2 separate regions of the Homo sapiens genome follow, and region 1 is linked to region 2. Evidence: read pairs that join two places in POLR2A ChIA-PET (ENCODE). Cell type or tissue: PC-3. All regions are shown on one strand. Links, peaks and the distances in the headings refer to the core of each region. The heading gives the core; the rest is flanking DNA.

The links. Peaks named below come from ENCODE experiments on the same cell type or tissue, not always from the same donor. Only the 100,000 strongest peaks of a DNase experiment are listed, where the experiment ranks them.
Region 1: POLR2A ChIA-PET joins it to region 2 with 11 read pairs; 2 of 35 experiments call an interaction of 5 or more read pairs at or near these places.

What each region holds. Positions count from the first base shown.
Region 1 is chr17:44,227,743-44,242,657 of GRCh38, reverse strand. It overlaps the pseudogene SHC1P2. Among named protein-coding and RNA genes, the nearest start is that of UBTF, 16 kb to the right of the region's middle. RefSeq lists an enhancer at 4,276-4,907 and silencers at 6,811-7,011, 7,311-7,511. In PC-3, for the core only: no CTCF peak of the experiment used is centred there; DNase peaks (open chromatin) are centred at 6,867 and 7,607; H3K4me3 peaks cover 412 bases; H3K27ac peaks cover 3,214 bases.
Region 2 is chr17:44,438,078-44,452,992 of GRCh38, reverse strand. The region is part of intron 3 of GPATCH8 (G-patch domain containing 8); the gene reads left to right. Among named protein-coding and RNA genes, the nearest start is that of ITGA2B, 56 kb to the right of the region's middle. In PC-3, for the core only: a CTCF peak has its summit at 7,352 (motif pointing right); a DNase peak (open chromatin) is centred at 8,072; H3K27ac peaks cover 1,036 bases.

The DNA.
Region 1 (14,915 bases), core at 3,684-11,683, 210 kb after region 2:
CATGCCTGTAATCCAGAACTTTGGGAGGCCGAGGTGGGCAGATCACCTGAGGTCGGAAGTTCAAGACCAGCCTGACCGACATGGAGAAACCCCGTATCTACTAAAAATACAAAATTAGGCCAGGCGCAGTGGCTCACGCCTGTAATCCCAGCACTTTGGGAGGCCAAGGCAGGCGGATCACGACGTCAGGAGATTGAGACCATCCTGGCTAACACGGTGAAACCCCGTCTCTACTAAAAATACAAAAAATTAGCGGGGCGTGGTGGTAGGGGGCGTGGTGGCAGGCGCCTGTAGTCCCAGCTACTCGGGAGGCTGAGGCAAGAGAATGGCGTGAACCCAGGAGGCAGAGCTTTCAGTGAGCCGAGATCGTGCCACTGCACTACAGCCTGGGTGACAGAGCGAGACTCTGTCTCAAAACAAACAAACAAACAGACAAACAAAATATATATATATAATTAGCTGGGCGTGGTGGTGCATGCCTGTAATCCCAGTTATTCGGGAGGCTGAGGCAGGAGAATCGCTTGAACCGGGGAGGCGGAGGTTGCGGTGAGCCAAGATAGCGCCACTGCACTCCAGCCTGGGCAACAAGAGCGAAACTCCCTCCCCCACCAAAAAAAAAAAAAAAAAAAAAAAAGCCCTACATCTCTCCGGTCGCGGTGGCTCACGCCTGTAATTCCACCACTTTGGGAGGCCGAGGCGGGCGGATCACGAGGTCAGGAACTCGAGACCAGCCTGGTCAATATGGTGAAACCCCGTCTCTACTAAAAATACAAAAATTAGCTGGGTGTGATGGCGGGCACCTGTAGTCCCAGCTACTCAGGAGGCTGAGGCAGGAGAATCACTTGAACCCGGGAGGCAGAGGTTGCAGTGAGCCAAGATCACACCATTGCACTCCAGCCTGGGCAACAAGAGCAAAACTCCTTCTCAAAAAAAAAAAGATCTCATATATGGAGTCCTGTCTCTGTCTTCTCCATTGTGTTTCTTCAGACTATTTCACGGCTCTTTATTATTAAAGTTTTAGAGAATGCCTTAATATCTGGTAGACCAAGTCCTCCTTGTATTAGGATAGAGTAGATTATCTTGTGGCAATAACCCCAAATCTCAGTGGCTTAATCCATGAATCTTTATCTCCCACTTACACAAGATCCACTGCATTTCTCCGTGGCAGCTTCCTTCATGCGGGGTTCATGAATCCAAGCTGATTATATCTGTGGCGAAACTGAAATATATGACTTCCAGGTCACTTTGGCAGAAGAAGAAAGGGCTGGAGGATTCACACAAGCTCTTAAATGCCTGAGCTGGGCAATGACAAAGTCACTGTGCTTACAGCCCATTGACCAGAACTAGTCATGTGGCCCTGCCTAACTTCAAAGAGGCCCCAAAACGGGAAGAAGCCAGGGATATTCAAAGCAGACTAAAATGTCTCCAACCAAACGCCTCTCTTTTTCATAAAGATAATTTAGCTATAATGAGGGCCTTATTCTTACGCTTATTGTAGTCTTCCAAAAAATTCAATTGGAAATTTAATTGAGATTGCTTGAATGTTTTTAATGTTGTTGGCACATCTTTTTTTTTTTTTTTTTTTAACAGTTTCGCTCTGTCGCCCAGACTGGAGTGCAGAGGTGCGATCTCAGCTCACTGCAACCTCCATTTCCCAGGTTCAAGCAATTCTCATGCTTCAGCCTCCCAAGTAGCTGGGACTACAGGCGACCGCCACCATACCCGGCTAATTTTTGTATTTTTTTTTAGTAGAGACAGGCTTTCACCATGTTGGCCAGGCTGGTCACGAACACCTGACCTCAAGTGATCCACCCACCCTGGCCTCCCAAAGTGCTGGGATTACAGGCATGAGCCACCGTGCCTGGTCTTATTTTAATGAGAAAGACCATCTACCCTAACAAGTCCAAAGGCTGAGGCTGGAATGCTACCTCTTCCTTTATCCTTTATGTCCATGAGGGCTCCCACTACTGGTCTCCCAAGCCCTAGGTTTATATTTATTCTTTTTTTTTGAAAGTATCTCACTCTGTCGCTCTCTTGCCCAGGCCGGAATGCAATGGTGTGATCTCGGCTCATTGCAACCTCTACCTCCCACGCTAAAGGGATCCTCCCACTTCAGCCTCCTGAGTAGCTGGGACTATAGGCACACACCACCACGCCTGGCTAAATTTTGTATTTTTTATAGAGATGGAGTCTCACCATGTTGCCCAGGCAGATCTCAAACTCCTGAGCTCAAGCGATCCTCCTACCTCAGCCTCCCAAAGTTCTGGAACTACAGGAGTGAGCCACCAGGCAGGCCTATATTTATTCTTAAAGTTGTGCAGCACTGTCTATTTTCATTTTTGTTGCTTATGCACGTCTAATCTCTCCCAGCTGAGTGGAAGATCCCAGAAGCAGAGACTTTAGGTTGAGCATTTCTTTCCTCCTCCCACCTACACCCGACCCCCCTGTTCCTAGCAGTTTATGGGAAGACTGCACCCTAAGTCCAATGTTGAGGCCAGGGTGGGGTTGGAAACTTGGGAGAGGTCTTGAAGAGTAAGAACCAGGGATAGGAACCCCACTCCTCTTTGTTGGAGAGAGGCAGAGCCTGGAACTTGGAAACTCTCTGTGGTGCCCTGTGGCCATGCAGGGCATCACATCACATGGTCAGGGGACTGCGCTTGCTAACATGCTAATTCAGGTTTATCTTCTTATAAAGCTATCAGTTCCCCTCTAACCATTAATTATGAATGAATTAATCCATTCATGAGGGCGGCCCTCAAGATCCCTATCATCTCTCGCTCTGTCGCCCAGGCTGGAGTGCAGTGGCGCTATCTCAGCTCACTGCAATCTCCGCCTCCTGGGTTCAAGCAATTCTCCTGCTTCAGCCTCCTGAGTAGCTGGGACTACAGGTGCCCACCACCACGCCCAGCTAATTTTTGTATTTTTAGTAGAGACGGGGTTTCACCATATTGGCCAGGCTGGCCTGGAACTCCTGACCTTGTGATCCGCCTGCCTCGGCCTCCCAAAGTGCTGGGATTATAGCCGTGAGCCACCACACCCGGCTCCTATCATCTCTTTTTATTTATTTATTTATTTATTTATTTATTTATTTTTTATTGATCATTCTTGGGTGTTTCTCGCAGAGGGGGATTTGGCAGGGTCATAGGACAATAGTGGAGGGAAGGTCAGCAGATAAACAAGTGAACAAAGGTCTCTGGTTTTCCTAGGCAGAGTGTGTGTGTCCCTGGGTACTTGAGATTAGGGAGTGGTGATGACTCTTAACGAGCATGCTGCCTTCAAGCATCTGTTTAACAAAGCACATCTTGCACCGCCCTTAATCCATTTAACCCTGAGTGGACACAGCACATGTTTCAGAGAGCACAGGGTTGGGGGTAAGGTCATAGATCAACAGGATCCCAAGGCAGAAGAATTTTTCTTAGTACAGAACAAAATGAAAAGTCTCCCATGTCTACTTCTTTCTACACAGACACAGCAACTATCCGATTTCTCAATCTTTTCCCCACCTTTCCCCCTTTTCTATTCCACAAAACCGCCATTGTCATCATGGCCCGTTCTCAATGAGCTGTTGGGTACACCTCCCAGACGGGGTGGTGGCCGGGCAGAGGGGCTCCTCACTTCCCAGTAGGGGCGGCCGGGCAGAGGCGCCCCTCACCTCCCGGACGGGGCGGCTGGCCGGGCAGGGGGCTGACCCCCCACCTCCCTCCCGGACGAGGCGTCTCGCCTGGCGGGGGGCTGACCCCCCCACCTCCCTCCCAGACGGGGCGGCTGGCCGGGCGGGGGGCTGACCCCCCCACCTCCCTCCCGGACGGGGTGGCTGGCCGGGCGGGGGGCTGACCCCCCCACCTCCCTCCCGGACGGGGCGGCTGGCCAGGCGGGGGGGCTGACCCCCCCCCACCTCCCTCCCGGACGTGGCGGCTGGCCGGGCAGAGGGGCTCCTCACTTCCCAGTAGGGGCGGCCGGGCAGAGGCGCCCCTCACCTCCCAGACAGGGCGGCTGGCTGGGCGGGGGGCTGATCCCCTCACCTCCCTCCCGGACGGGGCGGCTGGCCGGGCAGAGGGGCTCCTCGCTTCCCAGTAGGGGCGGCCGGGCAGAGGCGCCCCTCACCTCCCGGACGGGGCGGCTGGCTGGGCGGGGGGCTGACCCCCCCACCTCCCTCCCGGACGGGGCGGCTGGCCGGGCGGGGGGCTGACCCCCCCACCTCCCTCCCGGACGGGGCGGCTGGCCGGGCGGGGGGCTGACTCCCCCACCTCCCTCCCGGATGGGGCGGCTGGCCGAGCAGAGGGGCTCCTCACTTCCCAGTAGGGGCGGCCGGGCAGAGGCGCCCTCACCTCCCGGACGGGGTGGCTGGCCGGGTGGGGGGCTGACCCCCCACCTCCCTCCCGGACGGGGCGGCTGGCCTGGCGGGGGCTGACCCCCACCTCCCTTCCGGACGGGGTGGCTGCCGGGCGGAGACGCTCCTCACTTCCCAGACGGGGTGGCAGCCGGGCGGAGGAGCTCCTCACTTCTCAGATGGGGCAGTTGCCAGGTGGAGGGTCTCCTCACTTCTCAGACGGGGTGGCCGGGCAGAGACGCTCCTCACCTCCCAGACGGGGTCGCGGCCGGGCCGAGGTGCTCCTCACATCCCAGACGGGGCGGCGGGGCAGAGGCGCTCCCCACATCTCAGAGGATGGGCGGCCGGGCAGAGACGCTCCTCACTTCCTAGATGGGATGGTGGCCGGGAAGAGACTCTCCTCACTTTCCAGACTGGGCAGCCAGGCAGAGGGGCTCCTCACATCCCAGACTATGCGCGGCCAGGCAGAGACGCTCCTCACTTCCCAGACGGGGTAGCGGCCGGGCAGAGGCTGCAATCTCGGCACTTTGGGGGGCCAAGGCAGGCGGCTGGGAGGTGGAGGTTGTAGCCGAGATCACGCCACTGCACTCCAGCCTGGGCACCGTTGAGCACTGAGTTAACGAGACTCCGTCTGCAATCCCGGCACCTCGGGAGGCCGAGGCTGGCGGATCACTCGCGGTTAGGAGCTGGAGACCAGCCCGGCCAACACAGCGAAACCCCGTCTCCACCAAAAAAATACGAAAACCCGTCAGGCGTGGCGGCGCGCGCCTGCGATCGCAGGCACTCGGCAGGCTGAGGCAGGAGAATCAGGCAGGGAGGTTGCAGTGAGCCGAGATGGCAGCAGCACAGTCCAGCTTCGGCTCGGCATGAGAGGGAGACCGTGGAAAGAGAGGGAGAGGGAGAGGAGGGAGAGGGAGAGGGAGAGGGAGAGGGGCTCCTATCATCTCTTAAAGGTCTCACCTTTCTCGTTTTTTTTGTTTTTTTTTTTGAGATGGAGTTTGGCTCTTGTCACCCAGGCTGGAGTGCAACAGCATGGTGGCAGGGTCTCGGCTCACCGCAACCTCCACCTTCCGGGTTCAAGCGATTCTCCTACCTCAGCCTCCCAAGTAGCTGGGAATACAGGCGCCCGCCACCATGCCAGTTTAATTCTCGTATTTTTAGTAGAGATACAGTTTCACCATGTTGGCCAGGCTGGCAAACTCCTGACCTCAGGTGATCTGCCCGCCTGGACCTCCCAAAGTGCTGGGATTACAGGCATGAGCCACTGTGCCTGGCCAGCCTCACCTTTCTCTTTTGCTCTCAGTCTTCTAGGCCCCTTCCCTCTTTGGGCCCTATCAAGTTGTTGAGAGTTGTTGGGTGGGGGATGGTGTCACTCCGGGACTGGGTAATAAACCCTTTTCTCCTCTGATCACTGCTAACAAGGTGTGTCATATTTGAGAGGTTTGTTTCTGTCTCTTTGTATATGAGGGGTCTGGGTTCTCAGTTTTGCTGACCATATGGAACAGTTCTAGGGCTGTGTGACAGGATGTGACCCAGGGCTGGCAGGCTGCAGGGACATGAGCTGTGGAAATTGAGAGGGCAGAGAGCAGAATGGGCTGAAGAAGTAGCTTTCAGTATTTATTGAGCACATACTATGTGCTAGGCACAGTTCCAGGTGCTTTCCGTGTTCTTACTCTTTTCCTCCTCACAATAACCCTGTGAGGTCGGCTTTAGCCCCATCTTACTGATAAGGAAACTGAAGCACAGAGAAGATAAGGAACTCACCCTAGCTCATACGGCTTCTAAGAGGCAGGGTAGGATTCAGATGCACGGCTGTTTGACCAAGAGCCTGGTGTCCTTCTACACCTCTATGCCATCAAGCTTATGAAGTCCAGAGACAGAATGCTTGTGGAGAAGAGGAACTAGACTTTGGACACTGGATAGAATTCAAGTTGGGGGCATGCACGGTGGCTCACATCTGTAATCCCAGCACTTTGGGAGGCTGAGGTGGGCGGATCACCTGAGGTCAGGAGTTTGAGACCAGTCTGGCCAACATGGTGAAACCCTGTCTCTACTAAATATACAAAAAATAGCCGGGTGTGGGGGCGTGCACCTGTAATCCCAGCTACTTGGGAGGCTGAGGCAGGACAATTGCTTGAACCCGGGAGGTGGAGGTTGCAGTGAGCCGAGATGAGATGGTGCCAGTGCGCTCCAGCCTGGGCGACAAGAGCAAAACTCCGTCTCAAAAAGAAAGGAATTCAATTTGTTCTCAAGGGTCAGGGAGAATGGAGGGTGGGGTACCTTCCAGGTAGGTAGGGGAGTGGTTTGGCCAAGGGCAGGGAGGTGGGAATGGTGTATCGACAGCACAGGGAAGTCTTGACTGCAGAGGTGAGTCCTTCTAGAAGAGGTTCATATAAGATGGAAAAAGCAAGGTCAAGTTTGAAGAACCCTAACTGCCCAGAAGGGTTTGGACTTGATTCAGGAGGCATTAGGGAGTCTTGCAGGTTCTTGGGCTGGGAAGTGACATGATTAAAGTGATTCACCTGGAAGTGAATTCATACAGGAGGAATTCGCTGTAAGGAGGCAAACTGGGAATCTGTGCATGTCAGTGAGTCAGTAGCAGAGGCGGGCTGACATAGCCCATGCTATCATAGGACCTGCAGTCAGCATGGGGCCCGACGTTCAGCAAGAGTGAGCACTGGCTGGCCATGGTGCTCACGCCTGTAATCCCAGCACCTTGGGAGGGGCTGAGGTGGGCAGATGCCTTGAGCCCAGGAGTTTGAGACCAGCCTGGGCAATGTGGCAAAACCCTGTCTCAAAAAAAAAAAAAAATTGTGGCCAGGCGTGGTGGCAAGCGCCTATAGTCTCAGTATTCCAGAGGCTGCAGTGGGAGGATCACTTGAGCCCAGGAGGTCAAGGCTTCAGTGAGCCGTGATCGCGCCACTGCACTCCAGCCTGGGTGACAGAGTGAGACCTTGTCTCAAAAACAAAACAAAAGAAAACACTAGTATTGTGCAGGGAGTGGCAGGAGCAGAGGGAGCTGGAGTAAGGCAGGGCTTCTTGGAGGGAGAGACATTTGATCTGACTCCTGAGGGACAAGCAGTAACTGTCCCAGTGATGAGAGAGGTGGAATATCTTGAAGGAATAGAGTCTATGAAATGGAATATATCTGAGAAGTAGCCTGAAGAGAAATGGGTGAAATTTGCTCAGCAAAGTGAAGTGACATCATGGAAAGCCTGCTGGGTTGGCAGACCACATGGTGACCTCAGAAGGTTTTCTTTCCCATGTACCTGGGCCCAGAGCCAGCTGACAGGAGGTAAGGAAGGAAGGGCTGGGTGAGGAAGCAGAAGCAGGAGGTGTGGGTTATGGCCTGAGGGCCCAGCAGGAGTGCTCAGCTGACTTTTTCCCAAGATGGACCAGAAAATGCTTTTCAGGCTGGGGGACACATGCACACTCACACACATCAAATCATCTCTCTACTTCCATTAAAACATATCTTTGTATTTTCAGATTTCAAAAATAATACATGTATAAAACACTTAAATTACAGAATGATTTAACATACAGAATAAAAATCTCCAGTAATTTGGCCAAGTGTGGTGGCGCATGCCTGTAATCCCAGCAGTTTGGGAGGCCGAGGCAGGAGGATCACTTGAGGTCAGGAGTTCAAGACCAGCCTGGGCAACATGGTGAGACTTTGTGTCTACTAAAAATTTAAAAATTAGCCAGGTGTGGTGGTGTTCACCTGTAGTCCCAGCTACTCGAGAGGCTAAGGTGGGAGGATCACTTGAGCCCAGGACTTTGAGGCTGCAGTGAGCTATGATGGTACCACTGCTCTCCAGCAGAGTAAGACAGAGTGGGAGGCTGTTTCTAAAAACACAAAACAAAAAACAAAAAAACCTCCAGTAATGACTGTTAATAATTTAGAGTATATTCCTCCAGATTTATTATATGTGAACACTAATTTACATATATATTTTTCCTTTTTTTTTTTTTTTTTTGAGACAGGGTCTCGCTCTGTCTCCCAGGCTGGAGTGCAGTGGCACGATCTTGGCTCACTGCAACCTCCACCTCCTGGGCTCAAGTGATTTTCCCACCTCAGCCTCCCTAGTAGCTGGGACTACAGGCATGTTTCAGTACATCCAGCTAATTTTTTGTATTTTTGGTAGAGGTAGGGTTTCATCATGTTGCCCAGGCTGGTCTCGAACTCTTGGACTCAAGTGATTTCACCCATCTCAGGCTCCCAAAGTGCTGGGATTACAGGCGTGAGCCACTGCGCCAAGCCTACCTTACATATATTTTAAAATAGAGCATGTCTATATATGTGTGTGCATTTTATTTTTTTTAAATTTTAGACAGCGTCCCGCTCTGTCGCCTAGGCTGGAGTACAGTGGCTCAATCATGGCTCACTGCAGCCTCAACCCCCCAGGCTCCAGTAATCCTCCTACCTCAGCCTCTGGAGTAGCTAGGACGACAGGCACCCACCACCACACCCAGCCAATTAAAAAATAAAATTTTGTAGAGACAAGGTCTTCCTATGTTGCGTAGGCTGGTCTCAAACTCCTGGGCCCAAGCGATCCTCCCACCTCGACCTCCCAGAGTGCTGGGATTATAGGCATGAGTCATTCCATCTGGCCCTTATATAATTTTTTAAACAAAACTTCAAAATACATGAAGTTAAAACTAATGGAACTGAAAGGAGAAACAGATAAATCTACCATTATGGCAGGAACTACCACTACTCTCTCAATAATTGATAGAACTAGTGGACAGAAAATCATGAAGGATATAGAACACCTAAATAGCACCAGCAACCAACTTGACCTAATTTATCTTTAGGGTACACTCCACCCAACTACAGCAGAATACATATTCTTTTCAAATGCCCATGGATCATTCACCTTAAAATAGACAACATTCTGGGCCACAAACACAAACCTTAACAAATTTAAAGGAATGGAAATCACAGAAAACATAGCCTATGTTCATAACATTATTAAATTATAAATCAATAACAGAAAGACATCTAGCAAATCCCTAAATATTTGTTTCTGTTTGTTTTGAGATAGAGTCTCTCTCTGTCGCCCAGGCTGGAGTACAGTGGCGCGATCTCGGCTCACTGCAACCTCCGCCTCCCGGGTTCAAGCAATTCTCCTGCCTCAGCCTCCCAAGTAGCTGGGATTACAGGTGTGTGCCACTATGACCAGCTAATTTTTGTATTTTTAATAGAGACAACGGGGTTTTACCATGTTGGCCAGGCTGCTCTCAAACTCCTGACCTCAAATGATCTGCTCGCCTTGGCCTCCCAAAGTGTTGGGATTACAGGCATGAGCCACAGCGCCAGGCCACAAATCCCTAAGTATTTGGAAAGTAAAACAATGCACTTCTAAATAACCCATAGACCAAAGCTAAAGTCATAAGTGAAATTGAGAAATATTTTGAACTAAAGGAGGATGAAAACATATCAAAATTTGTGAGATGCAATGAAGTAGTGCTTAGGGGGAAACAGAGCATTAAATACCTAGATTAAAAAATAAGAGGCCAGGCGAGCAGGCTCACGCCTGTAATCTCAGCACTTTGGGAGGCTAAGGCAGGCGGATCATTTGAGGTCAACAGAGTGAGACTCCATCTCAAAAAAAAAAAAAAAAAAAGAAAGAAAGAAAGAAAGAAAGAAAAAGAAAATAAGAAATATCTCAAATCAATAACCTAAACTCCTGCTATAAGAAACTAGAAAAAATGAGCAAATTAAACCCAAAGCAGACAAAAGGAAGGAAATAATAAAGATAGAATAGAAATCAATGAAATTGGCCAGGCTTGGTGGCTCAGGTCTGTAATCCCAGCACTTTGGGAGGCCAAGACAGGTGGGTCACTTGAGGTCAGGAGTTCGAGACCAGCCCGGCCAACATGGTGAAACCCCATCTCTAATAAAAATACAAAAATTAGCCGGGCATGGTGGTGCACACCTATCGTCCTGGCTACTCGGGAGGCTGAGATGGCACAGCCGCTTGAACCTGAGAGACAGAGTTTGCAGTGAGCCGAGATAGCACCACTGCACTCCAGCCTGGGTAACTGAGTGAGTCACTCAAAAAAAAAAAAAAAAATCAATGAAATTAAGAACAAACAGTAGAGGAAATCAATGAAACGAAAAGCTAGTTCTCTGAAAAAAAATGAGTAAAATTTATAAACCTTTGGTCAGACTGACCAAGAAAAACAGAGAAGAGACACAAATTATAAATAACAGAAATGGAAGACATCACTACAGACCCTAAAAACATTAAAAGAATAACAAAGGAATACTACAAACATAAATACCCATACATTTGACAACTTAAACGAAATGGTAAAATTCCTATTGGCAGGGCGCGGTGGCTCACTCCTGTAATCCCAGCACTTTGGGAGGCTGAGGCAGGCGGATCGCTTGAGGCCAGGAGTTTGAGACCAGCCTGGCCAACATGGTGAGACCCTGTTTCTACTAAAACTACAAAAATTAGCTGGCCGTGGTGGTGCGCCCAGCTACTTGGGAGGCTGAGGCAGGAGAATTGCTTGAGCCTGGGAGGCAGAGGTTGCAATGAGCTGAGATCGCGCTACTACACTCCAGCCTGGGCAACAAGAGCAAAACTCCACCTCAAAAAATAATAATAATAATTAATTAAATAAATTTAAAAGTAAAATAAAGTTCCTATACGTCAGGATAAAAAAAATCCTATCATCTGTGCTGTGTGGGAATTTTTTTTCTTTTTTCTTTTCTTTTGAGACAGGGTCTCACTCTGTCATCCACGCTGGAGTGCAGTGGAGCAATCATGGCTCACTGCAGCCTCAACCTCCTGGGTTCCAGTGATCCTCCTGCCTCAGCCTCCTGAGTAGCTGGGATCACAGGCATGAGGGCACTATACCCGGCTAATTTTTGTATTTTTTTGTAGAGAGAGGGTCTTGCTATGTTGCCCAGACTGGTCTCAAACTCCTGGGCTCAAGCAATCCCGTTGCTTTGGCCTTCCAAAGTGCTGGGATTATAGGCATGCGCTACCACACCCAACCCATATATAGTTTTTTAAACAGAGTGAAAGACACAAACAGCCAAATTCACTCAAAACGAAATAGAGGATTTCAACTGGGCAAGGTGGCTCACGCCTATAATCCCAACACTTTGGAGTTGGGATTATAAGCCCAGGGGTTCAAGATCAGCCTGGGCAACATAGCAAGACTTCATCTCTTAAAAAAAAAAAAAAAAAAAACAGGAAGAAGAGTTTCCAGTCTAACATGTAAAGAGCTTGGAAATCACCTCTACATTCAAACAAGTAAAAAGCTGAACAAACTGAAAAATCAACCCTTCTTAGATCCATCAGAGAAGTGGGGTCACACAGCAAATTGCTATGCCCTAAATTGGTGAGACAGTCAGATAAAATCACAATTTCTTTTTTTCTTCGACAGGCTCTTGCTCTGTCTGGCGTACAGTGGCAAAATGATAGCTCACTGCAGCCTCAAATACCTGGGCTCAAGCGATTCTTCCATCTCAGCCTCTCTAATAGTTGGGACTACAAGCACGAGCCACCACACCCAGCTAATTTTTCAATTTTTGGTAGAGATGGGGTCTCCCTATGTTGTCCAGGCTGGTCTTGAACTACTGGGCTCAAGCAATACTCCTGCCTCAGCCTCCCAAAGTGCTGGGATTACAGGCATAAGCCACCACGCCCAGCCTGAGAATCACAGTTGATGGGAGCAGAAACTCACAAGCAGTAACCTCCACAGGAACCAGTGCCAGGGTAGAAAAACCTGAAGTGTAATTGACAAATTGCTGTAGGCTCAATGTGAGCAACTCAGAAAGTTAAAAACTGCAGGGGGAGAGGGTCAGGGGTTAGTGAGGCGGGAAGTGAGCGTAATAAAGTTTCTCTAGGGAGGCAGAGCCAGGGGAGAAAGTTGGAGTGGTGACCTAAGCAGGCAGTGGTGTGATCTGGAATCAAATCGGCCTGTGGTGCGGTGCGGAGACTCCATGAGGCCCTGCTTTGCTCTTCCTCTTGGCCCTGCTCTATGTCCGCTGGGACCACTTCCTTCCTGTCCTCACTTTGCTAGCTCCAATCCACAGCTGTTGTAGCAGAGGATGCTAATGGCCCAGGCTCACTTCCATGGGCTATATGGAGGTCCTGCAATCAATGCGTGCCCTCGACTTCAACACCCAACTCAGGTCACGCAGGGAGGCAGGCCATCAGTCTGGTGTGTGATGCTGTGCTGGGTGTGAAGGGGGTGACAAGGAAGAGAAAGCCCTGTAGCTGCCTGCTCAGCTCTATCCTGGGAAGGAGTAACCTGAAATTTGCTGGAATGCCAATCACTCTCACCGTCTCCACCAGCAGCCTCAACCTCATGGCCGCAGACTGCAAACAGGACACAGCTGAGGATGTTGCCTACGTTGCCAAAGACCCTGTGAATCAGAGAGCCTGCCACATTCTGGAGTGTCCCAAAGGCCCTCCCAGGATGTCATTAGCACCATTGGCCAGGCCTTCGAGTTGTGCTTCAAACAATACCTCACGAACCCACCCCAACTGCTCACCCCCAAGACAGGATGGCTGGCTTTGATGGATCAGCTTGGGATGAGGAGGAGGAAGAGCCACCTGACCATTAGTACTATAATGACGTCCCTGGGAAGGAACCTTCTCTTGGGGAGTTGGTAGACATGAGGCTTCGGGAAGGAGCCACTTCAGAGGCTGCTTGACCCACTCCACCCAGTGTCTGGACCCCCAGCCACTTGGGAGCTACACTGCCTGTGGGATAGCCTGCTGGGGGAGATCCAGAAGTCCGCAAACAGATGCCACCTCCACCACCCTGTCCAGCAGGCAGAGAGCTCTTCAATGATCCCTATATCAACGTCCAGAACCTAGACAAGGCCCGGCAAGCAGAAGGTGGTGCTAGGCCCCCCCATCCTGCCATCAATCGCAGTGCACCCTGGGACCTCTTTGACATGAAGCCCTTTAAAGATGCTCTTTGGGTGCCTCCCCCTCCCCAGTGGTTTCCATGGCTGAGCAGCTCCAAGGGGAGCCCTGGTTCCACGGGAAGCTGAGCCAGCGAGAGGCTGAGGCATTGCTGCAGCTCCATGGCGACTTCCTGGTGCGGGAGAGCATGACCAAGGCCAGTATGTGCTTACTGGCTTGCAGAGTGGGCTGCCTAAGCACCTGCTATTGGTGGACCCTGAAGGACTGGTTTGGACAAAGGATCACTGCTTTGAGAGTGTCAATCCCAGCACTTTGGGAGACCAAGCCAGGCAGATCACAAGGTCAGGAGATCGAGACCATCCTGGCTAATACGGTGAAACCCGGTCTCTACTAAAAATACAAAAAATTAGCTGGGCGTGGTGGCAGGCGCCCGTAGTCCCTACTCAGGAGGCTGAGGCAGGAGAATAGTGTGAACCCAGGAGGCGGAGCTTGCAGTGAGCCGAGATCACGCCACTGTACTCCAGCCTGGGCAACAGAGCGAGACTCCGTCTCAAAAAAAAAAAGAGAGTGTCAGTCACCTCATCAGCTACCACATGGACAATCACTGGCCTATCATCTCTGTGGGCAGTGAACTGTATCTACAGCAACCTGTGAAGTGGAAACTGTGATCTGCCCCAGCGCCCTCTTCCAGAAGATTCCACCCTATTCCCTAACTCTCGGGACCTCATTTGGGAGTGTTCTGTGGGTTTGGCCTTGTGTCAGAGCTGAGGGTAGTGTGGACACTGGGTTTAGTATCCAGCTAAGTGAGAGAGTTTGAGTCAGAAGCCTGGGGGAGAATCTTGCTTCTCCCCAAACATTAATCACCCGAAGTATTAATGGACAGAGTGGCCCCTTACCTACGCCTTTCCTGTGCCAACCCGATGTCCCTTCCCCAAGAAGGTGAGTGCTTGTCATGGAAAATGTCCTGTGGTGATAGGCCCAGTGGAGCAGTCACCCTTCTGGGCAAGGGGGAACAAATCACACCTCTGAGCTTCAGGGTACCCCAGACACCTCTCCACAACCCCCACCCCATGTTTAAACTTTGTGCCTTTGACCACCTCCTAGGTCTGAAGATATTTTATGCAAAGAGTTCGTGCCAGATGTGGTGGCTCACACCTGTAATCCCAGCACTTTGGGAGGCCGAGGCGGATGGATCACTTGAGGTCAGGAGTTCAAGACCAGTCTGGCCAACATGGCGAAAACCCGTCTCTACTAAAAGTACAAAATTAGCTGGGTGTAGTGGCATGCACCTATAATCCTAGTTACTAAGGAGGCTGAGGCAGGAGAATCGCTTGAACCCGGGAGGTGGAGGTTGCAGTGAGCCAAGATTGTACCACTACACTCCCGCCTGGACGACAGAGTGAGATTCCATCTCAAAAAAAAAAAAAAAAAGAGTTCATGGGTCCCTGAATTCAATGACAGTGATGCCGACACCTTCTTGGCTTCTGAGACCCTGTTTTCTCCTTGCTCAGCACCCTCTCTGGTTTGGGTTGGGAGAATAGAGACAAGAATGGCATATATCCCCTCTCCCTGGGGATATGCAACCCTTAGAGATTGTCCCAGAGCCCCCCTCCCAGCCAGGGGGAAGATGGACCTGTCCCTTGCTCAGTGCCTCCTGGCCAGAGCCCCTCAATCCATTTCATAAA
Region 2 (14,915 bases), core at 4,260-12,259:
AGCTGGGCGTGATGGCATGTGCCTGTAGTCCCAGCCACCTGGGAGAATGAGGTGGGAGAATCGCATGAGCCCAGAAGGTCGACGAGGTTGCAGTGAGCTGAGATCATGCCACTGCACTCCAGCCTGAGTGACAAAGTAAGACCCTATCTCAGAAAAAAAAAAAAAGATATTGAAGATAAGTTAAAACTCACTATACAGTTGAGAAATTTATTTTTAGGGTTCCAAAATGTTTTAATGATAGGGCTGAAACCCAAACCCAAATTCTTTGATTTGCCATCGAAATCTCTTTTCATTATCCCAGCCAGGCATTGGTGATGGAAATAAAATAATAGTCTGCTCAAAGAATGTCTGAGGATGGAGATGGAAAACCATTTAGAAAGTTGTCTGGGTATGAGTATAGATAAGGACTTGAAAGAGTAATAGTGGAAATGGAAAGGAAGGAATAACTATGAAGGCTGATAAAACAGGTCAACTATGAAGACAATATATAGTCAGTTTATGCACATGTTTGACTAGCAAGCCCCTATTCACTAGATTTAGTGTTAATCTTTTATAATAGCCATCATTTATTAAGTGTTTACTGAGTGCTTGGACATGGATTTTCTAACTTAAATCCTCTTTGAGGTAGATACTCCCATTTTACCCAAAGAGCATTTTACCAAAAGATCTTTGCCCAAGATCTTTTTTCCTTTTTTTTTTTTTCTTTTTTTTTTTTTTTTTGAGACGGAGTGTTGCTCTGTCACCCAGGCTGGAGTGCAGTGGTGCAGTCTCGGCTCACTGCAACCTCCACCTCCCTGGTTCAAGCAATTCCCCTGCCTCAGCCTCCCAACTAGCTGAGATTATAGGTGCATGCCACCACACCTGACTAATTTTCCTGTATTTTTATTAGAGACGGGGTTTCACTATGTTGGCCAGACTGGTCTCAAACTCCTGACCTCGGGCAATCCGCCCGAATCGGCCTCCCAAAGTGCTGGGATTACAGGCTTAAGCCACCACGCCCAGCCTGCCCAAGATCTTACAGCAGATAAGTGGTAGAATCTTGGTGCCAAAACCTATGCTTTTAACCAATATGCTGTAATGTACCTAAACTGTAGGTGCTAGCTTACTTCCCTATCCTGGAGAGATATGATGGTGGTGAGAAATACCAGTGCCACCGAATTGAAATATACAGTAGTTATTCAGGCCAGAAAAAGTGGAGATAATTCTGAATGTGATATATTCTCGTAGGGCACTTGAAGTGGTCATATATATTCTTCATGATGAGTATAAATTCACTAGAAACTTAAGGCTAAAGTTGAGTGGTAAGAACTTTTGCCAAATATTTAGGGATGGAAATTGGTGTCCAGGGAAAAAGAAAATACTGTAACTTATGTCTCATACTATAATTTCCTCCCTGACTTCTACTTTCTGTTTCTCTCCTGTGGCATTTTAAATATTCAATCTTGTATAATTTTTGTTGATGTGTCTCTTTTACCTAATTCAGTAGACTGTAAATTCCTAAAGGATAGTAATTACTGTGCATTTATGTATTCTCTGTTGCTGTTTTTCTTGTTTTGTATTCTGCATATGTTTATTGCATGCTTAAAAGGTGCCAGATCTGGGTTGGGTGTGGTGGCTCACGACTGTAATCACAGCTCTATGGGAGGACGAGGCAGGTGGATCACTTGAGGCTAGGAGTTCAAGACCAGCCTGGCCAACATGGCGAAACCCTCTCTACCAAAATATACAAAAATTAGCCAGGCATGTTGGTGCACGCCTGTAATCCCAGCTACTTGGAAGGCTGAGGCATGAGAATAGCTTGAACTCAGGAGGCGGAGGTTACAGTGAGCCGCCTGGGTGACAGAGTAAGACTCTGTCTCCAAAGAAAAAGAGAAAAAGAATGTGCCAGATCTGTACTAAGTCTTTAAGAGTGAATAAGATAGAACCTCTGCCCTCCAGAGGTTTATTTCTAATAGGGAAACAAATAATGTAACAAATTTAATACAGTATAATGATTGTTTTAATTGTGAAGTTAAAGGTACAGTGGAAGCTTAATAGAGAATTGAGCAATTTAAGTTATAATTTCAAATTTTTTATAATAATTAACAAGTGAAAAGTCTCAGATTGTGAGAATAAAGAAGCAACCAACTATTTTCTATCTGTGCATCTATACTTGCTGATAGATACATGGAGTACAGGTGTCTGTGAGTTAGTGGAATCTCTTTATTCTTCCATGAGAAGCGTTGGTATTTTAAAGTGGAATGAAATCTGAAAATGATAAGAACATAAAGTAAAAAGTGTTTTATAATAAACATATTTTATTAAAATCTTTCAAAAGTTCATTTAAAATTTACCACCAAAATTCAAAACAATGGCACTTAAAACACTCGGAAAAGAGAACAAAGTGTAATATATTTTTATGTAGTATTTCAAATGTAGTTTATTAGTTTTAAATCCAGTATTTCCTTTCTCACTAAATCTTCCCAAACCAGTAGATAGAAATCCCACTTGGTTTTCTTGTAAATCCCATTTGGTTCAAAAGGAGGGAGCAAAGAATGTAGACCTGAAGTAGGAGTTGGGGCCCGATGATAGCATACGTTGTTGAAATTGAGTGAGTGTGAGACAATAGCAAGTGGTGTGAGTTTTGCTGTGTTTAGAGAAGGTAATTGTTGCCACCTAAGATTATAATCTCAGTGTTGCTGGATCTTCTAAAATTGTTAAAAGCAGCCAGGAATTCAGATTCCTTTTCTGTGAAATGTTCTAATTGATAAATGTTGGCTTGAAGTCTAAAATAATGAAATTAAACAAAACATACCAGGCTGTATTTGAACCGCAAGTTACTACTTTGTGAGCTCATCTGAAATTTCACCTGGGTTCAATTCTAACTCTGCAACTAGTAAGCACTGTGACCTTGCTATACCCTCCATATAGCCATATTTTTACAAGATTTGGGGGTGTCAGGAATTAAATATGGCTATATGTTTTATATACCTATATATTTCTCTCTCCAGTATATAGAATAAGACATAATGCCACTTAAAAGATTGAGAAACTTAAATGTTTATCTGAGGTGAAACTGCTAAGGATAGGAGCTACCTTTACTAAACAAGTCTTCTTACTTCTACCCCAGTGCTTTTTCCATTATTAGTCTTATGGCTTTCAGCAGAATCACCTTGGGTTCTTGTTAAAAATGTAGATTCAGGCCGGGTGCAGTGGCTCACGCCTGTAATCCCAGCACTCTGGGAGGCTGAGGCGGGCGGATCACCTGAGGTCAGGGGTTCAAGACCAGCCTCAACATGGAGAAACCCCGTCTCTACTAAAAATACAAAATTAGCCGGGCGTTGTGGTGCATGCCTGTAATCCCAGCTACTCGGGAGGCTGAGGCAGGAGAATTGCTTGAACCTGGGAGGCGGAGGTTGCGGTGAGCCAAGATCACGCCATTGCACTCCAGCCTGGGCAACAAGAGTGAAACTCTGTCTCAGGAAAAAAAAAAAAAAAAAGTAGATTCTGAGGCTGAGTGCAGGGGCTCACGCCTGTAACCCCAGCACTTTGGGAGGCTGAGGTGGGAGGATGGCTTGAGTTCAGAGTTCAAGACCAGCCTGGGCCACATAGCAAGAGTTTGTATCTACTGAAAAAGAAAACAAGCAAAAAATTTAATGTCGATTCTGACCAGCATAAATCAGCAGGTCTGGGGTAGGGTTCAGGAAATGATATTTTATTTTATTTATTTATTTTTTGGAGACAGTTTCGCTATTGTTGCCCAGGCTGGAGTGCAGTGGTGCGATCTCGGCTCACTGCAACCTCTGCCTCCCGGGTTCAAGTGATTCTTCTGCCTCAGCCTCCCAAGTAGCTGGGATTACAGGCATGTGCCATCACGCCTGGCTAATTTTTGTATTTTTTAGCAGAGACAGGGTTTCACCATGTTGGCCAGGCTAGTCTCGAACTCCTAACCTAAGGTCATCCACCCGCCTCAACCTCCCAAAGTGCTGGGATTACAGGCGTGAGCCACCACGCCTAGCCCAGGAAATGATATTTTAAATATCCCCTTGCCCCATTTTTTAATGCAAATAGAATGGATCAGGGCTAGAAAAACATTCTTTTGGACCATATGAATAACAGGCTTCTAAGAAAATTACCTTCATTATAGTAAATAGGGTGGACAGTTTTTTTTTTTAAATTTATCCAAAATGTATTGGTTACACTAAAGTAGTATAGTGCTGTTTATTTTTTTTTTTTTATAGTCTTAGCCTTAGCCTAATTTACATTGTTTCCTATCTTAGTATTCATAGACTTTTGGACCTAGGTTAGTTTGCCTTATTAAAATGACACTGGGTTAGTAGGATACTTAGGCAAGAGAGTGGAGTGTCCAGGAAGCTTCTTAAGTGAGCAAAAGGGTATATAGTGATAGTGGTTTGTTTCTTCTTCTTCTTCTTCTTCTTCCTCTTCCTCTTCTTCTTCCTCTTCCTCTTCTTCTTCCTTCTTCTTCTTCCTCCTTCTTCCCCCCCCCCCCTTTTTTTTTTTTTTGGCTCACGTGATCCTCCCACCTCAGCATCCTGTGTAGCTGTAGCTGGGAATATAGGCATTTGCCACCATGTCTGGCCAATTTTTAAATTTTTTTCATAGAGACAGGGTCTCCCTATGTTGCCTAGATTGGTCTGGAACTCCAGGGCTCAAGCTGTCATCCTGCCTCAGCCTCCCAAAGTGCTGGGATTATAGGCGTGAGCCACCATACCCAGCCTGTAATACTTTGATTATTGATCATAGATAATAATTTTCTCCATCTGTAAATGGGGTTGTTTCATTACCATCAAATTGTATGTAAAACATTTGGAAATTATCACAGATTCTGTTTTAGAGTATCTTTCATTTTAAGGTATTTACTTTCAAAAATGCCAAATTTAAATTAGCCGGGCTTGGTAGTGGGCTCCTGTAATCCCAGCTACTCAGGAGGCTGAGATAGGAGAATCGCTTGAACCTGGGAGGCAGAGGTTGCAGTGAGCTGAGATCACGCCACTGTACTCCAGCTGGGGCAACAGAGTGAGTGAGACCCTGTCTCACAAACAAACACCCCCAAAATGTCTAATTTGGAAATAAAAGGAAGACTAATTTCTTTATTTTCTGAACCCTTGAGCGTTCTGCATAGTGATTTAAAGTTTACAAAATATCTTCCATTTGTTGTCTCTTTTGGTCTGTATGCCAGTCCTAAAAAGGGGGATGGGGTAGGTGTGGTGTGATGGCTTATGCCTGTAGCCCTAGCTACTTGGGAGGTTAAGGCAGGAGGATTGCTTGAGCCCAGGAGTTTGAGGCTGCAAGTGAGCTATGATTGTGTGACTGCACTCTAATCTCCAGCCTGAGCCATAGAGCTAGAACCTGTCTTAAAAAAAAAAAAAAAAAGGTGGTGATAATATTTTCATTTTGCAGAGGAGGCTGCTGAGACTCAGGCTCTGCTTGCCAAAAGTCACACAAGTGTCTAGCTATTATCTCTTATTGGAGAGCTAAGCTTTGCAGCCCAGTCTTTTTTAGGGATTGCCTAGAAAAATATAGGAAGAAGTTTATTGGCTGGGTGCGGTGGCTCACACCTGTAATCCCAGCACTTTGGGAGGCTGAGGCGGGCAGATCACGAGGTCAGGAATTCAAGACCAGCCTGGCCAATATAGTGAAACCCTGTCTCTACTAAAAATACAAAAATTAGCCAGGCATGGTGGCACGTGCCTGTAGTCCCAGCTATTCAGGAGGCTGACTGAGGCAGGAGAATTGCTTGAACCCAGGAGGTAGAGGTTGCAGTGAGCCAAGAGTGTGCCACTGTACTCCAGCTTGGGCAACAGAGTGAGACTGTCTTAAAAAAAAAAAAATTTTTTTTTATTAAACATGAAATGGAGGCCAGGTGCGGTGGATCACACCTGTAATCCCAGCACTTTGGGAGGCCAAGGCGGGCAGATCACTTGAGGTCAGGAGTTCGAGACCAGCTTGGCCAACATGGTGAAACCCCATCTCTACTAAAACACAAAGAAATTAGCTGGGCATGGTGATGCATGCCTGTAATCCCAGCTACTCAGGAGACTGAGGCAGGAGAGTCACTTGAACCTGCGAGGCGGAGGTTGCAGTGAGCCAAGATTGTGACACTGTGCTCCAGCCTGGGTGACAGAGTGAGACTCAGTCTTTAAGGAAAAAAAAATAGATGAAATGGAGGAGTTGCAGTGGAAAGTTAAATGAGGCTGGAAAGTTTTGGGGTAATGGAGTGATCCTGGAATAGTAAAATTTTCAGTGTAGCTATGGAAAAACAATAGTAAGTTTAAGAAGGCATTTGATTGTTGGCTTATTATAGTATCACAAGACTGGCTGCTGTCTACATAATCCCCCCAGATATTTTCTACTCAAATATTTTCCACTCTTCAAACTTTAGAATTGTGAAGTGAACCTTATAGATTTGTCTAACTCCTTTATTTTTAAGACAGAGTCTCACTCTGTCGCCCAGGCTGGAGTGCAGTGGTGTGAACTCGGCTTCACTGCAAGCTCCACCTCCCGGGTTCACACCATTCTCCTGTGTCAGCCTCCCGAGTAGCTGGGACTACAGGCGCCTGCCACACGCCTGGCTAATTTTTTGTGTTTTTAGTAGAGACTGGGTTTCGCCGTGTTAGCCAGGATGGTCTCGATCTGCTGACCTCGTGATCTGCCCGCCTCGGCCTCCCAAAGTGCTGGGATTACAGGCGTGAGCCACTGCGCCTGGCCTTTAACTCCTCTATTTTTGGATCACGAAACTAATATAGGCGGCATGGTGACTCACACCTGTAATCCCAGCACTTTGTGAGGTTGAGGCAGAAGGATAACTCGAGGCTAGGAGTTTGAAACCAGCCTGGGCAACATAGTGAGACACCATCTCTACAAAAAAAAATTTTTTTTTTTTTAATTAGCCACACATGGTGGTGAGTGCCTGTAGTCCTAGCTACTTAGGAGGCTGAGGTGGGAGGATCACTTGAGCCCAGGAGTTCAGTGTTACAGTAAACTATGATGACTTCACTGCATTCCGTCCTGCCTAGGCAACAGGGTGAGATTCTGTCTCTAAAAATAAAAAGAAATTAATAGCTAATAATGGGTCACATGCCCCATTAGTGACAGAACTGTAATTCAGATCCCCTGAGTTTCATGTTGCCACTCTTTACAAGTATATTTTTTCTTTTGGAATTCATTAATCAAGAAATACTCATGTAGGCTGGGCACAGTGGCTCATGCCTGTAATCCCAGCACTTTGGGAGTATGAGGTGGGTGGATCACCTGAAGTCAGAAGTTCGAGGCCAGCCTGGCCAACATGGTGAAACCCCGTCTCTACTAAAAATACAAAAAATTAGCCACCTGGTGGCGGGCACCTGTAATCCCAGCTACTCAGGAGGCTTGAGGCAGGAGAATCGCTTGAACCTAGGAAGTGAAGGTTGCAGTGAGCCGAGATCGCGCTGTTGCACTCCAGCCTAGGCAACAAGAGTGAAACTCCATCTTAGGGGGGGAAAAAAAAAAAAGAAAAAGAAATACTCACATAGATTGGAGCTCACTGGTAATTTTTGGTCTACCTACATGTATATAGGAGTGTACTGGGTACTTGAAGGAAGCCATTAATTTTTACTGTGACCTGTTTTTTAAAAAGAGGAAAAATGTTTTCAGAATTTCTAACAGACCACTTACCCTAAACCTAATTTCCTGGAAAACACCATTATTATGGGGGCTGACTTGAGGTTTTCCTTCACTGAAACTGGTTATGGCAACTTTCCAATTCAGTTTTTTAAAAGTTTGTCGATATATGTTGAATGTAAGTTCTTTAGTATTTTTTTCTTAAACATTTGATGCTTCCTTCTCCTTGACTACTGAGTGATAACAAGAAATGAAATTGAACAAGCCTTAAGGCTCTAATGACCAGTAATGTAAAACTCAAATATTTCATTATAAAAGTTTACATATTTTTTGATATATGGAGACCTTTCTAATATAGTGATATGTTCTACTTGATAAAATAATTCCTTGATTATGAGAGTTAAATCATTAGTATCTTGTGATGTTAAGCGGCGCGCATCATGATGACTAAGTATTTACAGTTGAACAAGTTTCAGACCCGCTACGAACATGTTCATTCTCTGAGTCAACAAATGCTTTTTAACTAAATGCCATTCTGGCCTACATACTGTGTCAGATATGGATATAAACATAAGTAAAACTCAGGGCACAAAAGTGCTACCACTTTTTTTCCCCCCGTGAGATGGAGATTCTCTCTTGTTGCCCCAGACTGGAGTGCAATGGTGTGATCTCGGCTCACTGCAACTTCTGCCTCCCAGTTTCAAGTGATTCTCCTGCCTCAGCCTCCCAAGTAGCTGGGATTACAGGAACATGCCACCACGCCCAGCTAATTTTTGTATTTTAAATGCAGACGAGGTTTTGCCATGTTGGCCAGGCTGATCTCGACCTCCTGACCTCAAGTAGTCTGCCTGCCTTGGCCTCCCACAGTGCTGGGATTACAGCCGTGAGCCACCATGCCTGGCCTTTTTTTTTTCTTTAAACTAAAGACTTAACTGTTTTTTTCCGTATCTCCTCAGCCCCATGTTTTAGACTATTTTACCCCAAAATTGTATTTATTAATTTGGCTTTCCCATTTGAAAAAACAAATTGATCTTAGCATGGTGGTTAGCTTGAGGCAATCTTTAGTGAGTCAGTATAATTTTAGCTAAAACAGTTGTATCTCATGTAAAAGTATGATTTTCTTTAGGTTTTTTTTTTTTAATTGAAAGTAACTCATGAATTCTCTTTATTATCTCTTCTAAGGGCTTGAGGATATCATGTTATCCCTGGATGAGATATCCTTCCCAGGCCTAACATTCTGATTTAACAACACTTTCACTAAAGCCTTTTGCCCCACCTTTGTTCCTGTTTATTAATATATTTAGTTATATGATTAAAATTGAACTATTTTATCCTAGATGGAAAGTATCAGATGGAAATTCGTTTAGGTCATAATTAAACTTGTGTGCCTTAGAAAACATCTGTATTTGAAAATCAAATTGGCCAGGCACCATGGCTCATGTCTGTAATCCCAGCACCTTGTGGGGCCAAAGTGGGCAAATTGCTTGAGCTCAGAAGTTCAAGAACAAACTGGGCGGGCAACATGGTGAAATCCCGTCTCTACAAAAAATAACAAGAATTAGCCACATGTGGTGGTGTGCACCTGTAGTCCCAGCTTCTTAGGAAGCTGAGATGGGAGGATTACTTGAGCCCAGGAGGTTGAGGCTGCAGTGAGCCGTGGTTATGCCACTGCACTCCAGCCTGGGCGATGGTGAGACCCTGTTTTAAAAAATAAATAAAGGAAGAAAAAAATCAAATTAATTTGGTTGTTGTATAGGTCACTAAAAAGGCCATGGCAAGAATATAGTAGGTTTTTGTAGTACTGGATAATTTGAACTCTATTTTGGGTAGAAAGTTTTTCCTTTTTTTTTAAACCTTAAAAACTCTCTAGGGATTAAGTAATGTGCTCAATGTTTTCAGTTAATGTTTTCTGAGAGGTAGCATATATCATATGTTAGAGTTGCTTAGAAAAATATCTAAACGATGCTGAAAGTAATAATTGTTTCTATGCCACCTAAAGACTCATTTTCAGGAGAAATTTGCAAAAATTAAGCTTTGGTTTGGAAATAAATGTACCATTTTTTATTCAGTGTTTCTGAAAGTTTCATGTGATCACAGTTTCAATAAATGAAATGATATTTAAGTCCATTAACATGACTTGAATCCTATTTTGAATACTTTTGCAAATCAGAGAATCACCTGCGTAATTTTTTTTATCTTGATTTTCACATATGTATTTGCATTACTTAAAAAGAAGAAATAAGTACTTTAAAGATGTCAGTGTAGGTTCTTGGCCTTTATCAGTTTAATGGTCTTTTTTCCCCTCTTTTCTCTTTTTCGACAAGGTTTTTCTCTGTCACCCAGGCTGGAGTGCAGTGGTGCGATGATAGCTCACTCCAGCTCCTGGGCTCAAGTGGTCCTTCTGCCTCAATATTTTCAGTGGCTAGGACTGCAGGTGCATGCCACCATGCCCAGCTAATTTTTTTAAGAAAAATTTTTTGGAGAGACAGAGTCTTGCTCTATTGCCCAGTATGGTCTCAAACTCCTGTCCTCAAGGCATCTTCCTGCCTTGGCCTCCCCAAGTGCTGGGATTACAGGCGTGAGCCACCAAGCCCAGCCCAGTTTTAATTGTCTTTTGAAAGTGGATTTTAGGCCGGGCTCATTGGCTTACACCTGTAATCCCAGCACTTTGGAGGCTGAGGTGAGCAGATCACTCAAGCCCAGGAGTTTGAGACCAGCCTGAGCAATATGGTGAAACCCCATCTCTACTAAAAATACAAAAATTAGCCAGATGTAGTGGCAGGCACTTGTAGTGTCAGCTACTCAGGAGGCCTAGAGGCAAGAATTGCTTGAGCCTGGAAGCTGGAATTTACAGTGAGCGGAGATGGCACCACAGCACTCCAGCCTGGGTGACTTAGCAAGATCCTGTCTCAAAAAAAACATGGATTTTGTGACTTTTTGATGGCTTTTATATTTACTTGCACTTCATTAAGGTCGTCTTTAAAGACAACTTTAGATATCTTTAAAAGACAACTTCAGACATTTTTAAGCTTTTTTAACTGCTTATGCATTAGCTTCACAAATGTTCTGTTTTCTCTCATTCTCAGCTGAAGTTCCAGCTGGTCAGATTACTCTATTTTGCCTATTTATTGGTAATTCATGGAACGTGGTGCTGCGGTTGTGGTGTTTTTTTTTTTTTTTACATCATCACTATATGCAGTGCCCAGAACAGTGCCTTGAATATAGTAGAAACTCTCTTTCTCTCTCTCCTTCTCTCTCTCTCTCTCTCTCTATATATATATATATGTATATATATACGTATACATATACACACATATATATGTGTATATATATATTATTTTATTTTATTTTATTTTTGTCTCTTTGAGACAGAGTTTCACTCTTGTTGCCCAGTCTGGAGTGCGATGGTACGATGTCAGCTCACTGCAACCTCCGCCTCCCGGGTTTAAGCGATTCTCCTGCCTCAGCCTCCCAAGTAGCTAGGATTACAGGCATGCACCACCATGCCCAGCTAATTTTGTATTTTTAGTAGATACAGGGTTTCACCATGTTGGTCAGGCTGGTCTTGAACTCCTGACCTCAGGTGATCCACCCGCCTCGGCCTCCCAAATTGCTGGGATTACAGGCCTGAGCCACCGTGCCCGGGCTTTTGATTTTTTTGGGGGGCGGGGGGAAGGAGTGTCGTTGTGTTGCCCAGGCTGGAGTGCAGTGGTGCAATCTTAGCTAACTGCAACCTCTGCCTCCCGGGTTAAAGTGATTCTCCTGCCCCAGCCTCCTGAGTAGCTGGGATTACAGGTGCCCGCCACCACGCCCAGCTAATTTTTGTGTTTTTAGTAGAGATGGGGTTTCACCATGTTGGCCAGGCTGGTCTCGAACTCCTGACCTCAAGTGATCTGCCCGCCTCAGCCTCCCACAGTGCTGGGATTACAGGCATGAGCCACCATGCCTAGCCAAAACTCAATATTTGTTGTAAATGTTTGTATTGAATCTCTGTAAGGGGAAAGCAGCAGAGATGCATTGTGGTGTTCTTACATCTTACATTGTGGTATTCTTACATCTGTTGACAATTCAACCAGTGTTTTAATCACTGTAGAAGCTTCTTCCTTTCTAATTTGTTTCTGCAGGGAAATCATATGTCTTCTGTTTCTAAAGTATGGCTGATTACTAGATTATGGTTGTCCTTTAATATATTCTTCCCAGTTGTTCTATTCCTAGAGTTTGTCTCTTTAAAAATAGTGTTTCCCTGGGCTGGGTGCAGTGGCTCACGCCTGTAATCCCAGCACTTTGGGAGGCCAAGGTGGCAGATCATGAGGTCAAGAGATCGAGACCATCCTGGCCAATATGGTGAAACCCTGTCTCTACTAAAAATACAAAATAATTAGCTGGGTGTAGTGGTGCACCTGTAGTCCCGGCTACTCAGGAGGCTGAGGCAGGACAATTGCTTAAACTTGGGAGGCGGAGGTTGCAGTGAGCCGAGATTGCGTCACTGCACTCCAGCCTGGGTGACGGAGTGAGACGCCATCTCAAAAAAAAATGGTGTTTCCCAAAAAACAACAAAAGAGTTCTTTCTCTGTAGTTTAAGTCTTTAGGACAGTTTTGTAGATTGATGTAACCTTAACCATTTTAAAATCAGAACTGATTCCTGAGGGATTGTTCTCAATGACAGAGTGGCTGTGATAATCAGTGGGTTTTTGTGTTTGACTGTATTCTTTCTTTAGTTATGTTATAATGCCTTCACATTTTAGCAAGACTTGCATATATAAGAGAGCACTTAGGAATTTCTATTATTGCATAAGTAAAACTGCCTTTTAAAATAGGCAATAGGCTGATGTGCAGCTCACACTTGTAATCCCAGAGCTTTGGGAGGCTGAAGCAAGAGGATCACTTGAGCCTGAAAGGTGGAGGCTGCAGTGAGCTGATCGTGCTACTGTACTCCAGCCTCAGCGACCCTGTCTCTAAAAAATAAATGTGTAATTCCAGTTAGTGAAACATTATTTAAGGTTTTGATTTAGAAAATATGAGTATCAGTTGTTTTCCATCAGATTAATACATTGATATTGGCATATTCTTGATTTTGCATGTGTTTCCTTTCCCTTCTCCAGTTGGCCAAGTAAGTGTCTGTAGATCTTTTCCTGAGGAAGACAGTTTCTTTTAAGGAGATTATTTAGTGTTCTGGTTGAAGTTGCTTCCTTTGGAGTGAAACAAGCAACAAAAATGTTCTCACTAATTTAATATATTTTAAATAATATTTGCTGTATTTTAAAAGAAACCAAGAAGTAGGGAACCTGGATTTTATTTTTAAAAGAAGTTGAGGCCGGGCGAGGTGGTTCACGCCTGTAATTCCAGCATTTGGGAGGCCGAGGTGGGCAGATCACCTGAGGTCGGGAGTTTGAGACCAGCCTGACCAACATGAAGAAACCCCGTCTTTACGAGAAATACAGAATTAGCCGGGCACGGTGGTGCATGCCTGTAGCCCCAGCTACTTGGGAGGCTGAGGCAGGAGAATCGCTTGAACCCAGGAGGTGGAGGCTGTGGTGAGCTGAGATTGCGCCATTGCACTCCAGCCTGGGCAACAAGAGCGAAACTCCATCTCAAAAAAAAAAAAAAAAAGTTGAGTTTTCTAGAGAATACATATTAGCAGACACTCTTGCTACCTACCTTTTGAGGTCATCACTACAAATTGGTATTCAGATATTGTAAGTGATGTTCTTTAGGATTATCATTGATAGCAACTGAATAAACTGAGGGGGTTTTTTGTTTTGTTTTGTTTTGTTTTTTAATGCTGCAGCCTCTTCCTGTATGTAGTGTTTGGTGTCTTTTCCCACTGGGATCTTTCCTTGGTCTATAGCCTCTTTAATAATGTTAAGAAATTACTACTTGGCCCAGGCAATAATGTCACCTTCAAGATTGCTTTGAAAGTCATACTGTTTATTTTCTGTGAGTTAACTCTGAGTGGAGTAATTTTAAATGTGACAGCTCTTGTGATGTCGGTTTCTCTAGAGCTGTCCTTCAAAGATTGGTTTTGTTGTGTGCTGAAAGAAGGATATTGGCCAGCCTGGGAAGTCTCGGTTAACAGGAAGCAAAGTTCTGAGGAGAGCCACTTAAAGAGTTGTATTCATTCATAACAGAATTCAAATGCACAAAGTTCTCCAAGCACTGAAGATCTAAGATTATTTTCTAGACTGCTTAATTGTTTTATATATATATTTCTAGAGAAGTCTTGCGGACATCTCACCCATACTCCAAGCCTCCTAGAGTTCTTTTGGTGAAGTAAATGACTTGATTACTGTCCAGTTAGTTGATCTGATAGAGTCTTAGATGTCATTTCTTTTAAAAGTCCTACCTTGGGCCCTGAATACTGATTTACGAGAATGAATAGTTAAATGAAAGATTGGAAACTAGAGCTAGTTCTCTTACTTTAAACTGACACCCTACCCCCTGCCTTATTGAAGAGGGTGTTGTTCATGTTCTCAAGTAGCAGTACAAAAATCTCACACCTTGGTCTGACCAGTATGAAAACAGCTGCTGTAGCACAAAATGTCCTTCCTCTGTCCCCGGCTGAGATTGGGGGAGGGACAAAGCCCAACTGTTAACTTTACCCCATCCTGTCTGCCTGCTAGAAGGCCTGTTTCCTACCCTAATGGTTTCTGCCTAACAAATGGTATTTCTTTTTTACAGCATTATGATCCTGGACTTGTTGTGGTGATGGTAATCTTAGCAGTGGTAATTTTTTATTTTCAGACTGAATTACTCCTTTTGTCATCAGTGCACCAATATGTTAGGCTTACTTTCTCTGTTGTAGCCTTCATCCTTCTGCTTGGTCTTTTTCATTTTCCTTTCCTTTCCTTATGCAACTTGTCTGATCCTTGTTCATTAAAGGGTAATGTTAAGAAGGGATGTATCTGTTTGTGTTAGAACTGCCAATAAAATCAGTTAAAACATTAAATTCTAATACTGTCAAAAACTTGATTTCCCCACAATGTAATGGGCACTAGCACTTGCTACTGCAATTTATAAATAAATTAAAACAAACTTTGACTGCCTTAGAAGGCAAAAGTACTAATGCAGAGTTTATAAACAGGGGTTTACAGAGGTAATGAATTTGTACCAAAACTTTCTTGATTCTTGCAAAACGAATTCTGACAGATCAAAAAAGATACCAAAATAAATTGCTTTGACATTTCTTTTTAATTCATTCATTGGACTATTTGTTTTTACCAGTAAATCCCTGACTGAGACGTTATGAAAGTGATATTGCACCTAGGAAGTCATTTTTATAACCTGTCTTTAATTTGGTCCTTTTGCTAAAGATTGCA